Regions from separate parts of the Homo sapiens genome. Here region 2 is linked to region 1. The links are chromatin loops, found by intact Hi-C in ENCODE. Cell type or tissue: PC-3. All regions are shown on one strand. Each heading gives the region's core, and the rest is flanking DNA. Links, peaks and the distances in the headings are about the cores only.

What was found. Hi-C counts contacts between places; a loop is a spot of excess contacts. Peaks named below come from ENCODE experiments on the same cell type or tissue, not always from the same donor. Only the 100,000 strongest peaks of a DNase experiment are listed, where the experiment ranks them.
Region 2: a loop joins it to region 1, with 3 times the contacts of the local background. A loop is called at or near these places in 1 of 110 quality-filtered maps.

Annotation. Positions count from the first base shown.
Region 1 is chr3:23,109,562-23,117,736 of GRCh38, reverse strand. No RefSeq gene overlaps it. Among named protein-coding and RNA genes, the nearest start is that of UBE2E2-DT, 89 kb to the left of the region's middle. In PC-3, for the core only: no CTCF peak of the experiment used is centred there; DNase peaks (open chromatin) are centred at 2,376 and 3,676; H3K4me3 peaks cover 330 bases; H3K27ac peaks cover 2,509 bases.
Region 2 is chr3:22,919,471-22,927,645 of GRCh38, reverse strand. No RefSeq gene overlaps it. Among named protein-coding and RNA genes, the nearest start is that of UBE2E2-DT, 280 kb to the left of the region's middle. RefSeq lists an enhancer at 1,185-1,685. In PC-3, for the core only: CTCF peaks have their summits at 4,924 and 5,136 (motif pointing left); no DNase peak of the experiment used is centred there; H3K4me3 peaks cover 821 bases; H3K27ac peaks cover 833 bases.

The DNA.
Region 1 (8,175 bases), core at 1,230-6,229:
GGTGTAGAGAGAAAATAAGCAAATTTAAAAAAGGAAAAAAATTATGAAATTTATGTAGATAAGGGGCTTCTTTAGATTGGGTGATGAAAGGGGACACTCCAGGAATCTGAAGGCTGAAAAACAGAAACGCCAAGCGAGATGAGGAAAAGGGCACTGCAGGCAGAGGACAGGGTGGGTGCAACCTGGGGGCTGGACCAAGCAGAGGAAGTTCTAGGAACAAATTCGAACATAGTAGGTGAGGAGGAGGAAGGCACAAAGGTGAGGCAGAAAAGGGAACAAAAGCCAGGTCACACTGGGCTTTGTAAGCTGGGTGAGGAGTCTGGAATTTATTTCATGTAAACTTGGTAACTGAGGCTTAAAATGTTTGGATGTTGTCTGTGTTTTTCACACGGCTTTGCTGTTGTTGGTGGGTCTGAGAAATTGTCAAACATCTTTGCATTCTCATTAAAGCTTGCCCCTCCTTGTGTTTATTATTCTGCATAAGATTACTGAAAAGTAGGAAATTATTCTTGCCCAGGGATATTACTATTTTCTTTGTTTCCTTTAATGCTCAGAGGTAAAGTTAAAAACAAATCCTAGAAAATAACCAGTATGCAGTTTGTGCTTCGTTGCTTTTAATTACTTCTTATACTATCAGCTCCTCCCTGGGACCCCTTACCTCCTGGAGGGCTTTTCATCATATAAAAGAATAGATAAGTCTACTTAATTATTTTCTTTTTGCTTGGGTAGTCCTTCTAGATATCAGAAAGCATTGAATGTTTTAAGTTATCCTAAGTTTCCCAACCTGATCTTTAAAATATTTAGTTCATCAATCCATTTTCTCACATTCTTGATTCTTCCTAAATAATGTTCTAAAAGATTGCCGACTGGGTTCTTTTTAGAAGGATCTTAATATGTAAGTTTGTGACACTGTCATACTTGGATACTTAATATTACTTCAAGAAATTCAGAATCCTTGTGAACTTTTATTTGAAGGGCTGTACTGTAATTTACTTTCATATTATATTTTTGTGAAACTCTAACAGCCATATTCTGTCTGAGTCATAAGATGGGTGTATGTTTAACTTTATAAGAAACTGCCAAACAGCTTTCCAAAATGGGACCGTATTTCCATCAGCAATAGCTGAGAGTTCCAATAGTTCCACATCCTTTTTTAAGAACAAGTTATAAAGCTCTCTGGACATCATGCTTTAGGTAATTAAAGCTATTTTTGCAACGTGCCAGTATGTTGATCCATAAAACTCTAGATAGTCCTAAATTATTTTTATAAATCATTTTTTCTACTCTTTTAAATAATACAGTCAGAGAAACCAAGACAGAACTTATGCCTAATCTTATATGAAGTGCTGAAAGAGGGGCAAAGAAAATGCCCCTCTGTGGCTTAGCAATATTGTGATGACTCCTTCCAAATTAGAAGGGGAGAATAAAATTCCTGTTTGGTGTACTGTGATTCTCCACCCCTCCCTGGCATTTTGTCATGTATCGGAATGAGGTTGGAAGAAGGTTAGAAGTAATTATACTGAGAACTATGATAGATGCCAAGCTTTAGTCATCATTGTATTAGGGCTGGAAGTACTCTGGGAATTTGATTTAAATTACTTGCTTTTAGAGATGAGGAAAATAAAACTCAAAGAAGAAAGTGAACTGATCAAGGTCATTCACATTCATCTGATTAGTTCCCTAGGCCAGGGCTAGAACTCAAGCCCAGTCCCCTGTTTAAGGCTAGTTTTGATTCTGCTTAAGGATATCCATTATCAGTTCTCTAAATAAGCCTGGATATTTTCCTCATCATTCTTTGTGAAAAGGTGTTTTTGTTCAGAGTTACAGGGGGTAAAAGGTATAAGTAATTGAAAGAAATCCTTTAAAATTATTGTAAAATAAAAAGATATTTGGAAATACAGCAATTTGGTTCAGTCTGATTTTTAAAATAGTTTCATGAAGTAATTGGGCTTGAAAGGTTTTGAATGTTTTCCCCTCTTCAAACTGTGTGATGTTGTAATATTACTCAGTTGTCACAGAGAGCATATGTAAGCTACCAAAACCCTAACATAGATCTTTGGATGTTAAGCAGGTAAGATTAAGTCATAGAGTTCAATTCCTGAGGAATGAAATATAGCATCTATTTGAATCACCACCTATGTGCTGGAAAACTGCTATTTACGTTCTTTCCATGCATCTGGAAGATTGAAACACTGTTCTTGGTCTGTTCAGATGAATGAGGAGTTTTCCGATGTCCACATTTGTTGGAGAGTGCTAAAAGGATTTCTTCAAAGAAGACTTAAAAAGCAATCCTTCAGGCTAGAAGTTTTCAAACAATGTTTACTTTCATATCAAGAAAGCCATTTATAGTCTCTGAATAAACAAATGACATTTGATTTTATCACACTGTTGACTATGTGGCTGAAATGTACTGTAACCGCAGAATCAGGAAGTGGATTGCAACTGGTTTTTTTTTTTTCTCAAGAGTTTGTGGACTATAACATAAAACCAATAAATGTCTTAATGCTCCAAATAGTTTTAAAATCTAATTTAGAGTGGTTCTAGAAATTAAACCATGGACCATTATCCTATATAGAATGATAACTAGTAGAATCTTACCTTCCATTCAACTATCCAGATCTTTGGCCTTTTCAAAGATAAAGATCTAGCTAGGAAACTAGTTTGTTCTGTGGGAATCTCCTGCAGTTCCATCAAGGTGAAGTGCTTTTGCTCTGGAAAAGTGATGTGTTAACTTTCACTGTGGTATGTGCATTCCTCTACTATGCAAAAACATAGGCGTTTTATATATGCCTCATGAAGCTAGATTGAATTTTAATTTTGAATGAATACTTGTAAATTAATACATTGATAAGTAACTCTATCAAGACAATCATAAGTCTAGATCATGTTTTCTCCCATTCAAACAACACCAGGGGTCAGTAAGCCTTTTCTGCAAAGGGCCAAGTAGTAATATTTTTGGCTTTGCTGGCCATATGGTCTCTGTCATAAGTACTCAACTCTTGTTGTAGAACAAAAGCAGCCACAGACAATTTGTAGACAAATGGATGTGGCTGTGTTCCAACGAAACTTTACAAAAACAGGTGGTGAACCCATAGGCTGTAGTTTGTCGACTCCTGGTAGATACACAAGATTGTGCTGTGTATGAAAGCAGATTGTGGTTGGAGGACATACACATCAAAAATCCTTTTGGCTTTTATTTTGGTATTTTTCTGCCATTGTCCATGGATTCAAGCTGTTTCTACTTCATATTATCATTTAGAGATAATGTTGTAAGAGTCTCTTCCATTTTTGTTGAGGAAAGCACAGAACTTCAGAGGCAATCTGCTTCTGTCTATGCTATGTTCTTTAGAGTTTAGCATACCACCTAGGATTAATAAATGCTAAATAATAATCATTTTTTCATTTCACTGCCATATCCTTTATGGCATCTCCTTTGGCACCCTCGGAGGTATTAACCTGTAGCTTTTACAATGTTCTATTACACATTGTCAGCAGTACCTTGCTGATTAAATCACACTCAGGAGAGAGTTAACTACAAGGCTGTAAGTATCCCTGACAGGTTGTTCTTGCACGGGCTTGGCTTTTCTTGTATGAAGATTAAGAATCTTGTCACAGCTGGTAAAAAATGAAGTACACGTAAAACCACTGAGCATACATAACTCACAAAAGGCACTTCCCTAAAAGTCAGAATTCAGATGAGCAGAGTAGATTATATAAAGGAAAGGATGACTATGAAGTGATGAACAGGTATTTCATCATCTTGGGTGTAGTGATGACATAGCCTTTTGTGGCTGTTTGTGTTGGAGGAGTGTCTTCTAACCCATGTAAAACTTTCATGATTAATCCAAGGATTTCATGTTTATAACTTCATTTAGTCAGATCCAGGCTAGTAGTCCCATTTTTTGGTATTTGTCCTGAAGATGAGCTTTTTTTCTTTTTTTGCCATGAATCTAATTTTTCTTTTCTACCATCCTTAGTGCAATGGTTAGAAAACTCTTTTTGCTCTCCTTCCAGATTCTTTGCTTAAACTGGACTTGTGCCCAAAGCAGCAGGAGATGCTGTCCCATAAAGCCAGAACATTTTATAAGTACTGGCAGTGACGGTTTATTACTTCATTCCGAAAACAACACAGAGAGCCCACTAAAGGAGGTCCGGGGGAGAAGGGGAGCCATGGAACAGTGCATCTGGGAGAAGTGCTGACCGCCAGGCTACCGAGTCAGTTGGGCTGTGTTGCTTTTGCGGCTTCATGCCTCGGGTGGTGATGAGCATAAAGGCCAGTGGGAATTTGACTGTTACAAGTTGTGATAAGAAAGCAACTAGTTAGGAGATTCACCTGCCAACCAGGCAAGACTGGGGCTGGTCAGGCAGACTCTATGATTTGAATTTATTAATTTATTAATAGATAGATGATTCTGGTAGTCTTAAACAGTAATCAATGTGGCTGAGAAAGTCTTTTAATTTTGAGAGAGTAAATATATATATATATATATATATATATATATATATATATGCCTGAACAAACCAGATAGATCTTTGTTTTTGCCATCCAGAATCAGCCATTATTAAGAGTTTGTCATATTTGTTTCTAGTCCTTCCATAAATGAAAGAGAGCCAGCATTAAAGATCAAGTTGAAGCTTTCTGTTTCTCATCCCTTGTTCTTTTTCCTCTCTCACCCAAAGTAACCACTATAATTAATTTTGTGGGTGTTTCAGTCAGGATCCTGGTGGGGAGCAGATGTCACACTTGAGGTGAATAATTTGGAGGAGTATTCATTAAAAATGCCATTTACACAGGTGTGGGCAGAATGTAGGGAAATCGCAGTGGGTATCCGAGTGCTAATACCCCTAGGCCTAAACGGGAGAAGGGAGAGAAGAGTTACTGGATTCCAGAGGAGACAATGGCACAGAGTGGGCAGTCTTCACAGGATCTGTGTCCTTTGGTTGAGGGACACAACCTGCCTCAGGCTGCACTGCAGGGAGGGAGCTGGCAAATCAACACCCCAGTCTCATTCTCCTCTGTCCTTTAGTCTCCTGGCCCTGCCCCTACTGGCCACACCCAACCAGGAGCCAGAAGGCAGCTGACATAGTCCATACAGGCCTGGGCAAGGAGGAAGTTGGGAAATGGACCCAGAGGGGACAAGTGTAAGACATCCAGCACAGCCAGCATCCTGAAACTATAGCAGACAGTATGTAGCAGAGTCAACAAACTTTTTCTGTAAAAGGCACAATAATACATATTTTAGTTTTTGTGAATGACATACAGTCTCTGTCCTATATTCTTCTTTTTCAATTTTTACAAACCTTTAAAAATGTGAAAACTGATCTTAGTTTATGAGCTGTAAAAAACAAGACATGGGCTTGATATACCCGGGGGGTGCAGTTTGCTGATTCCCTAACATATATGATATCAGTTTTGTGTATTTTTAAAATGTTTACATGATGTATACTATATTTTATTTCTTTTCTAATGCTATGTAGCAAATTATTTCAAACTTAGTGGCTTATAAGAACACTCATTTATTATATCACACAGTTCCATAGATCAAAATTCCAGGTGGGCTCATAAATGATTATTTAGATAGGAGCAATTAAAGTCTTGGTTAGCGTGTTATACTAACTTGGCTTTAGTGGTGAAAATCTAGTAGAGGTATTTTTATCCATGGGACTTCCCAATAGTCCTCAGATTATGTCCAGTGATGTCAACGACTGAGCCCGGCCACATAGCTGAATCTAGCCATTGTCATGAGTGAAGATATTGCAGCAATATGAAAAAGGATATCCACTAATCATATGAGTACCACTCACTGACACTGAACCAGTATAATGTGATTCTTGCCCTGGGTGACTTACAGCCAGTGATAGTAAAGAACTTTTTCTCTGAGCTGAAGATGACTGAAATAGATGATAACAGAGAAGCAGGAAGGGGAATGTTTGCTCCTTGTTTAAGACAGCAGGGGACCTGTAAAGCGGTGAGGACACACTAACTGAAACTGGATTAAACAGAAAGGACATTTTAATCTCATGAAGTTCCGAGGTAGGGTGGGCTTCAGGGTAGGTTGATTCAACAGCTTGACCATGTCATCAAAGACCCAAGTTCTTTCCATCTCTTCAGTCTGCCATCCTCAGTATTCCTTAGCCTTCAGCAATATGTCTGGAGTAGTTCCAGTCATCATGTTCAGCCAGAAAAGACTTCAGTCATAAGGGACTGCCTCTCTTTTACGACAAAACAAACTTTCTCCAGAACACGCCTTCCCCCAGCAGAATTCTTTTCATATCTTGTTGGTGAGAGTTGAGTTGTATGCCAATTTCAGAACCAACTAATGGTAGAGAAAGTGCTATCACCGTTGCACCAATAAGGTTCATTTATAGAATTCGGCACATGGCTGCTTGGGCGAAAGGGTGAGCATCTGAACAAAATGAGGGACGTGTTAGAGAAAAACTAGGGCTGGAGAAATAAGGTGGAAAGAGTGGCAGCTGGGGAGACAAAGAACAGTTCCCATTGTATCCTGACAGTTCATATCCTTTCAAATATATTAAAAGATAGCCATAGCCCACATTACATATAATTTTTGCATAACTGTAGAAGCTGATGTGCAGTCATGTAGGTAATCTAACTTTATGCTTCAAAGGCATTTAATTAATCATTTTTTACTTTGATTTTACAGGTTTCTTTTCATATTTTGGAGTCAATAAATCTTTCATCAGATCTCAAACATTTAAAAGACCCTTGCAAAGCTGGTAGACCGTGCACCCTATGCCTGTGGGAATCTACTTTCTAGCTGAAGGTAGAATAATGAGGCCAGGACTCCTGTCATTTGTAGGTGAAATATATCATTATCTATCCATTATATGATTTCAAGTTCATGGAGAAGGGCCATTTTCTTGCCCAGAGGAGCAAACCTTTTTTTTTTTCTTTCTTTTCTTTCTTCTTTTTTTTTTTTTTTTGAGATGGAGTCTTGCTCTGTTGGCAGGCTGGGGTGCAGTGGCGCGATCTCGGCTCACTGCAACCTCTGCCTCCTGGGTTCAAGCGATTCTCGTGCCTCAGCCTCCTGAGTAGCTGAGATTACAGGCACGTGCCACCACACACAGCTAATTTTTGTATTTTTAGTAGAGATGCGATTTCATCATGTTGGGCAGGATGGTCTCGATCTCCTGACCTCATGATCCGCCCACCTCGGCCTCCCAAAGTGCTGGGATTACAGGTGTGAGCCACCACGCCTGGCCAAGACTAAACCTTTTTATCACAAAATTCATGATAAAGCTCAAAATGCAAAATTTTTGAGGTAATACTTCAAGTTTCATTAAAACCATATCAGCAGCTTTTAAAAGTGGGATGAGAGCAAAAGCAACAGACACCACAGATGTAAGCAAAAAGAGCCTGGGACACTAAGAACCAAATTCTCTTGAGCTGCTACTCTCTAGTGGCAGACCTTACATCAAATACATTGTATTCATTAATTCCACAAATATATATTGAGGACTGCTATGTGGCAGCGTACTTGAAAGACATAGTGAAGGATTTTTTAAAGAAAACATGTAGTCAAAAGTTATTTTGTCTAAGGAGGCTGCCATTTTAGAAGGGAAGCATGAAAGTGGGGGTATATATGTATGAATTTATAGTAATGGATTTAAAATATCAGGGTATTACTTAGATTACTTAACGTCCAAGTCAAATTCAAGTGTTTTTTTTTTTTTTTTTTTTAAATAGCTATGGGGATCTTGCTGTGTTGTTCAGACTGGTCTCAAACTCTTGGTCTCAAGGGAGCCTCCCACTTCAGCCTCCCAAAGTGCTGGTATTACAGGTGTGAGCCACTGTGCCCAGCCTAAATCCAAGCTTTTTGATATACATTTCTGTTTAGTAAATAGGTCTTGCTTTCGGCTCTTAACACCTTCTACTTTGTACAATCAATACTTTTAGACCTACCTATCTCTCCCTCACTAATACAGTAACTCTTTGAGGGCAAGGAATAGGCTTTTCTTTTCTTGTCTTTTTAATTGTTTTGAGACAGGGTCTCATTCTGTCACCCAGGCTGGAGTGCAGTGGTACAATCACAGCTCACTACAGCCTCGACTTCCTGGGCTCAGGTGATTCTCCCACCTCAGTCTCCCATGTAACTGGGACTACAAGCGTGCACCACCACACCCAGCTAGTTTTTTGTATTTTCTGTAGAGATG
Region 2 (8,175 bases), core at 2,030-7,029, 190 kb after region 1:
CTCCCCTGAGTCCTTAGTGTTTTCATATGAATTTTAGAATGTGTTTGTCAATTTCTACATTGCTGGGATTTTATTGGGAACATATTGAACCTATTAATCAATTTGAGAGAAATGACACTGAGTCTTTCAACACACGAATTCAATATATATTTCCCATATTTCCGTTGTTTAGGTCTTCCTTAATTTCTCTCAGTATTGTTTAAAGTTTTTAGTGTTTTATATTTTTTGTAAGATCCATCCCTGATTATTTAATATATTTTGATGCTATATAAATAACACTAATTTTTAATTTCAATATTCGAGTTTTCACTGCTAGTATATAGAAAAACAATTTATTATTATTATTATTTTTTGAGACAGGGTCTCACTTTGTTGCCTGGGCTAGAGTGCAGTGGTGTGATCAGGACTTACTGCAGCCTTGACCTTCTGGGCTCAAGCAATCCCCCCTCCTCACCGTCCCACCCACGTAGCTGAGACTACAGTTCCATGCCACCAGGCCTGGCTAATTTTTTTATTTTTTGGAGAGACAAGGTCTCACTATGTTTCCCAGGCTGGTCTTGAACTTCTGAGCTCAAGCAGTCCTCCTGTCTCGGCCTCCCAGAATCCTGGGATTATAGGTGTGAGCCACCATGCACAATTCAGTTTTGTTTATTGACATTTTGTAAAATCCACTTACTAGTTCTAGTAATTTTTTTTAGTAGATTCCACCAGATTTTCTGCAGAGATAATCATGTCATCTTTGGATAAAGTCAGTTTTACTTTTTTCTTTTCTACTTGGATGCATTCTATTTCATTGTTTGCCTTATTGTACTGGCTACCACCTCTGGTACAATGCTGAACAGAAGCCGTGAGGGTGAAGAGCCTTGTCTTGTTCTTTATCTTAAGGGAAAATAATTCAGTTTTTTCTCGTGACGTTAAAATACAAATAAAATATTAGTTGTGAGTGTTTGTCAGGTTGATGAAGTTCCTTTCTATTCCTAGTTTGATGAAAGTTCTTATCATGAATGGATGCTAGATGTCATAAAATAGTTTTAGTGTTTCTTGAGATAAATATATGGTTTTTCTTTTTTTTCTTTTTTTTTTTTTTTGAGACGGAGTCTTGCTCTGTTGCCCAGGCTGGAGTGCAGTGGCACGATCTCGGCTCACTGCAAGCTCTGCCTCCCGGGTTCACGCCATTCTCCTGCCTCAGCCTCCCGAGTAGCTGGGACTACAGGCGCCCGCCACCACGCCGGGCTAATTTTTTGTATTTTTTAGCAGAGACGGGGTTTCACCGTGTTAGCCAGGATGGTCTCGATCTCCTGAACTTGTGATCTGCCCGCCTTGGCCTCCCGAAGTGCTGGGATTACAGGCATGAGCCACCGTGCCCAGCCTGGTTTTTCTTTTTTCGTTTGGTAATATGGTAATTTATATTGATTGATTTTCTAATGTTAAACCAACTTTACATTATTGGGATAAGATCATACTTTGTCGTGACATCAATTTTATATCTTCTTCAATTTAATTTTCTAAATTTTGATTAGAATTTTCACTTTCATGTTAATAAGGGATTTTGGGCATTAGTTTTTTTTGTTTTTAAATAATGCCTTTATTTGGCATTAAGATAATGCTGGCCCCATAGAACAAGTCAGAAAACATCCTTGCCTTTTCAGTTTTCTGAAAAAAGTGTTTGTAGAATTGGTATTATTTCTTTTTAAAAATTTTAACAGAATTCTCCAGTAAAGTCAAGTGTACCTGGAGTTTTCTTTGCAGGAATTCTTTAACCTATAAACTCAATTTTGTTAATAGACATAATGCTTTCAGGCTATATCTTCTTGAGTGTAGTTTGGTAGTTTGTCTTTCATGGAATTTGTCCATTTACTCTATGTTGCTGAATTTATTTGCATAAGGTTGTTTGAAATGTTACCTTACTATCTTTTTATTATCTGCAGAATCTTTGGTGATATAACGTCTCTCATTATTGATATTAGAAATTTTTTTTCTCTCTTTTTTCGTGTTTAGAAGTTGTCAACCTAATTGATCTTCTCAAATAACTATTTGTTTTATTGTTTTTCCCTTTTCTATTTAATTGATTTCCACTCTGATCATTATTATTTCCTTCCTTCCACTTACTGTGAATTTAATTTGCTCCTCTTTTGCTAGTTTCTTAAGGTAGAAGCTTAGATTGGTGGTTTGAGACCATTTTTCTTTCCTAATATAGGCAATAGGTACTATAGATTTCTCTTCTAAGTACTACTTCAGTAGCATCTGACTAATTTTGATATGTTTTCATTTTAATTCAGTTCACAATTCTAATTTTCATTTTGATTTCTTCTTTGATCCATAGGTAATTTAGAAGTGTATAATTTGGTTCTAAGTATTTGAGGATTTTCTATATATTTTTCTGTTAATGATTTATAATTTAACTCATTTGTGATGATAATATATTTTTATAACTTGAATTTTTTAAAGTTTATTGAGACTTGTTTTATGGTTTAGAATGTGGCCTATTATAATAAATGTTCTGTGTGCATGTGAGAAGAATGTATTCTGCATTTTGTAGGTGGAGTGCTCTAAAAATATCAATTAGGACAAGTTGGTTGATAGTATTGATAAAGCCTTCTATATTTTTATTGGATTTTTGTCTGCTTGTTCTATCAATTAGTGAGAAAGGAATATCTGGGTATAATTGTGGATCTGTATATTCTTCATACAGCTGTATGAAGTTCTTGCATTATAGATTCATAAGTTGTTGTTAGTTATATAAACAGGATTATTATGCCCTTTTAATGAATTGATCCTTTATCATTATAAAATAAACTTTTTCATTGCTGCTTGTATTCTTTGCTCTAAAATTTACCTGATTTCATATAAATATAGCCATTCCAGCTTTCTGTAAATAACTTCCAGCATGGTATATCTTATACTATCTTTTTACTTTTAGCCTATTTGTATCTTCATATTTGAAGTGTGTTTCTTGTAGGCAGCATGTAGTTAAGTCATGCTTTTTTATTCAATATAATAATCTTTGTCTTATGATATGGGTATTTAGACCAGTTACAGTTGATATGGTTGAGTTTAAATCTATCATCATACTAATTGTTTTCCATTTGTTTTTTTGTTCCTTCTTTTTACGTTTTCTGCCTTCTTTTGAATTGATTGAATATATTTTTATGGTCCCATTTAATTTTCTTTGATGGCTTCGTAGCTGTAACTTTGTTTATTTTAGCAATTTTTTTAGAGTTTATAGTATACATCTATAGCTCACCATAATCTACCTTTAAGTGGTGCTGTATAATTTCATGCATCTTATAAGATTCTTTCAGCAATGTCTTTCTGATTTTCTTCTCCTGGCATTTGTGCTATCATTGTCATGCATTTTACTTTTATATATATTACAGTCCCATACTACATTATTTTTGTTTAAACAGTCCATAATCTTTTAAATATATTTAAATAATGAGTAAGTTTTAAAAAATATTTGCTCACACAGTTACTATTTCTGGCGCTCTTTCTTTATTTGTGTAGATCCATATCACTATCTGATATCATCTTCATTCTGCCTGTAGGATAATTTTTATTTTTATTTTTTGGTAATGTACCTACTGGAGATAAATTCTTTTTGCTTTTTAATGTGATTTGTGAGAGATATTCTTATTAGGAATTGAATTTTAGTTGTGTTTGTTTGTTTTTTACTTTTGGTAATTTGATAATGCTGCTCCATTTCTTTCTGATGAGTAATCTCCTCTCATACTTTTTGTCCTGCTAAAAGGATCATGCCCTTTTTTGTCTACGAGTGACTTTAAAATTTTCTTTTTATTACTGTTTCTGAACTCTCAGACTATGATTTACCTTTGTGTAGCTTTCTTCATATTTCTTATGCTTGGTGTTTGCTATGTTTCTTGAAGCCGTGGGTTTATAGTTTTCATCAAATTTGGGAAACTTTTGGCTATTAAGTCTTCAGATTTTTTTTTTTTCTGTCTTCCCCCCTCTCTCTTTTTCGTTCAGGATACTGATTTCATGTTTATTAGGCCGTCTGAAGTTGCCTCACAGTTGTTTATTGTCTTGAATTGTCTTTTTTTCTCTGTGTTTCACTTTGGATAGTTTCTATTGCTATGTTTTCAAGTTCACTGATCTTCCATCTTACGATGTAGTTTTGTACTATAGTTTACATTATTGCTTCTACCCTTATCACTGATTTCATATTTTTTCCAGCCATGAAACTTTGCTTTACTGATTTCTATTCCCCCAAACACCTGTAATACATCACAATACACCAGTCCTTAAACTCTCTGGAGAGCAACTGTGGAGGATTATCTCATGATTCAGCAAGAAAATTAAAATTGACTAGTAGCATAATTATCTTTCAACTTCCTCCATCACTGCGCCAATCGGGAGGTTTTCATCGGGTACCTTTTTTTCTAGCTCTCATTCCTTATGCCAAAAATTGTTACTAGGGCCCCTTTAGTTCTGAGACCTTCGCTCACTCTTCTTTGGCTTTTTCCAACCTTTGCATATTTAAAGGAACTGCTATTAAAATGCCCTGAATAAACCTATCAACTCTGGGTGCCTATGTAGGGGCACTATTAAAAATATTTAACAACCAGATAGAAGCAATGCCAGAGATTTCATACTGAGTCAATATTGCTAGTTGAAGATGAGAGAGGTACTAGAGGAGGATCTGAGGATGATTAGGCTGTAGGGGGGTATGGGCAGGGGTTGGGTGGTCAGCATGCAGTTATTTATAAGCTGGTAGGAAAGTATTTTAATGATTCAACCAGTGTGATATAGCTGTTAAAGTACCTATCCATGAATGTCAGGTCTGTCATGACTCAAAGCGCAAGCAATGCTATGAAATTACTGGGTTCTTTGATTATGTATAAACTTTTAGGCAGGGCTTTCTCATCCAATCCTCTCTATTTGCCAAGGGCAGAGAATATAAAGATTTATTTTTATTGTATCCAGAGCCAGTCTTTCTAAGAACATTTTTTCCTGGTCCCATTGCAAGTTTATGAATCACATGATTCATAATCAGATAGTGTTTATTTTTGACGATTATAGCAATTTAAAAATCAAAGCTATGTAATGATACATCGAGGCTGTCATTTAGGATCTTCTGCTCACCAAGATGTCCTCCAATCTTTAGAACACCACCTAGTGGACTAATTCGAATTATAATTTCTACCTGTGTGTTTCTTCATTTAGGGTGAAATAACAATAAGAAAAACTATCAAAGTAAATGTATTCTTACCATTTTCACTTTCTTGTTCTTATTTTTGATAATTTAGAAATAAGTTAGATTTATCTGAGCTAACTTGTTACTTATGAAGAAGTTTATTTTCTAAGTACTCTGGATTTTTGAGAATCTTGCCTCATTGACATTAATTTTTCGTAATCCAGCACAAAATAAGAACATAAAATAAGTTTTCTAAGAACATAAAATAAGTTTCTATAATTAATGGGGAAATTCTTTCTCGAGTGTTGCTTTAAAACATTTCTTAAATATTTCTAGTCTCCAGGTACCGTCCTAATTCACAGATGCTCAAAATGGCAATTAATAATTGTCTAAAGACTTTGAATGATAATTTAGTTGCCCAAGATGTAATTTATCTGGGCCTAGGAATTTAAATATGTCTAGTTTGAATAATTCCTTTTCATTCACTTCAACTCTGTTTAACCTGTTTAATTTTCAGTTCTTAATGCATTTTGAAATCATGTAAACTTGGACAAATTATATTCTCTTTTATTTCAGTTTCACCTGTAAAATAGGGTAGAATATCTACCCTAGGAAGACATTATAAGTGGAAACCCTGGGCAAACTACAAAATGTAAATAACTATTATTTTAAAGATCTGTATATCTGACTTTTTTATTGCTCTTATTGTAATTCTTTCCCTTCACTTTAAAGAGACGCACTTAGTCATTCTCAAATGATTGCCTGCAGTTTGGTAATTTGCAAGGAGTTATATTATAGTACTGCATTGGGAAGAATAAAACTTAAAAAATTTACTTCTCCAAGTTTTAATAGCTTTCTGTTATCCATATAGTTTGTATTTACTTTCATTTTGAGTTACCCTTTTGAGTCATTATTTTGAGTGACATTAGGGAATAAGTAAATACAACTGATTTCTCAGCAATAGAGACTATGCTGACTGACAGTTCATGAAAAAGTGGACTTTACAGGGAATCTTTGAAAGTGAAAGAGGAGAAACCATTCCCTTGATCCTGGGCTATTAGAACTGATAAATCTTAAAATCTCAGACAAACCCATAAACATTGCACAATGAAATGTGCGTATCACCTACTATTGGAATTATTTTAAAGTGCCTTATTTTTTGTTTGATTGTCAGTGTTGCAAATCCATTTGTCTTACCTCCTGATTTTTCCCTAGCCATCAGAAATCTGTATTCATACAGAAATAGTAAGCTCCCAGAATTTTTCTAATTTCAGAAGAGAGAGAATTTTGTGATCTTCTGCAACAGTGTTATTGATTTTGTAAAAATCAAAAGTTTTCATTCACTGAAAAAGGATTACTTTTTCTTAAGGGTGTGAGAGGATGCAACCATAAACCTGAAGTCAGTTCACACTGAAATCATTTTTTGGTTATTCTTTGGTGTGTGTTCTATACCCACCTGGGCTCCATTACTAAAAGTAAGTGTTGCAAATGGATGCAAATTTAAAGTATTTGCTAAGTCTGTAAGTTATGTTAAAATCTGTTTATTTGTCTTATATTCTACTTGAAAGAAAAGGCTAACAATAACTTATGTGATTTTATAATTTCTACCAAATTAATACTCCCTTTTGGGGTATGTATACACAGATCAGTATTTAATATGCATTTAAGATAATATTCTACAATTAAACATCTGCAAAGGGAAAATATAACTTTGCCAAGTAGGCCCAGCTTGCAGTTAATACTCAGAGCAAATAAAATCACAAGGAAATCTGGTTTTGTGAGCAGTCTAATTCATACATTTAGTTAATAAAGGATAAATTCATGAACTTAAAAGTGCTTTCAAATCACTGTCACAAACTAAAAGTAGTGACCACAAAGCAACAGGACTTCTACAAATATGACAGAATTTCAAGTGAGTAACATCTCCCATACAGTCTTCACCTTGGGAGACCTTGCAGTAATTGTGATACTGGTGTTCTTCTCCAGCATACTTTGTGACTGATCTTTGAAGCACTGTCTTTTGAGTATTGGCTTCCATACCCACCCCACCCTCAATCCCCACTCAGTTTTTAAATTATCTCCAGTGGTGGCAAAGCTTTATCCTTTGCAGGTGAATTTATCCTTTGGAGAAAGTCAGGTGTTAATCAGAACCAACTTCATCCACTTGTAATCGCATGGAGGGCCTGTATTCTGTCTTCTGGTGACATTGTCTTTCACATTTTGGTATTCTTGGAGTGATGTGTGGAAAATCCTGAGCCCTCCACAGAGGCTTGTGAAACTGTTAGCAATGAGTGAAGTCATGAATTGGATTGACTTCATGATGTGACATATGTGACTGTGCAGTCAAGTGATTTGGAAGGAGAAAGACTTATGTGCAAATACTAGCTCCTCACTTGCTGGCTTTGGGACTTGGGGCCTTTGGGCATTTTAAATCGTGTAACCTCTGTAAACACCAGTTCTTTTCATCTGGAACACGGGACAAATAATATCTACTTCATCCAGCTGTTGTGAAAGGCTATATTTACATGTGTAAAATGGTTTTTCTAATGCATGGCACATGGTAAGGGCTCAGTGATTGGCAATTATTGTTACTTGCTCTGAAGATAGTTAACAAAAAGGAGTTACAAAATGTTCTGGGCCAAAACTATATCACAGGCATAATTGCCATAGATAAGACTACAAAGGGGAGACTAATTTTTAAAAAATTGTTTTTAATTTTTTTGGATACATAGTAGGTATTTATATTTATGAAGTACATGAGATTTTTGTTTATTTTTTGAGATGGAGTTTTGCTTTTGTTGCCCGGGCTGGAGTGCAGTGGCGTGATCTTGGCTCACTGAACCTCTGCCTCCTGGGTTCAAGTGATTCTCATGCCTCAGCCTCCCTAGTAGCCGGGATTATAGGCAGCCACCACCATGCCTAGGTAATTTTTGTATTTTTAGTAGAGAGGGGATTTCACCATGTTGGCCAGGCTGGTCTCGAACTCTTGACCTTTAGGTGATCCACCCACCTCAGCTTACCAA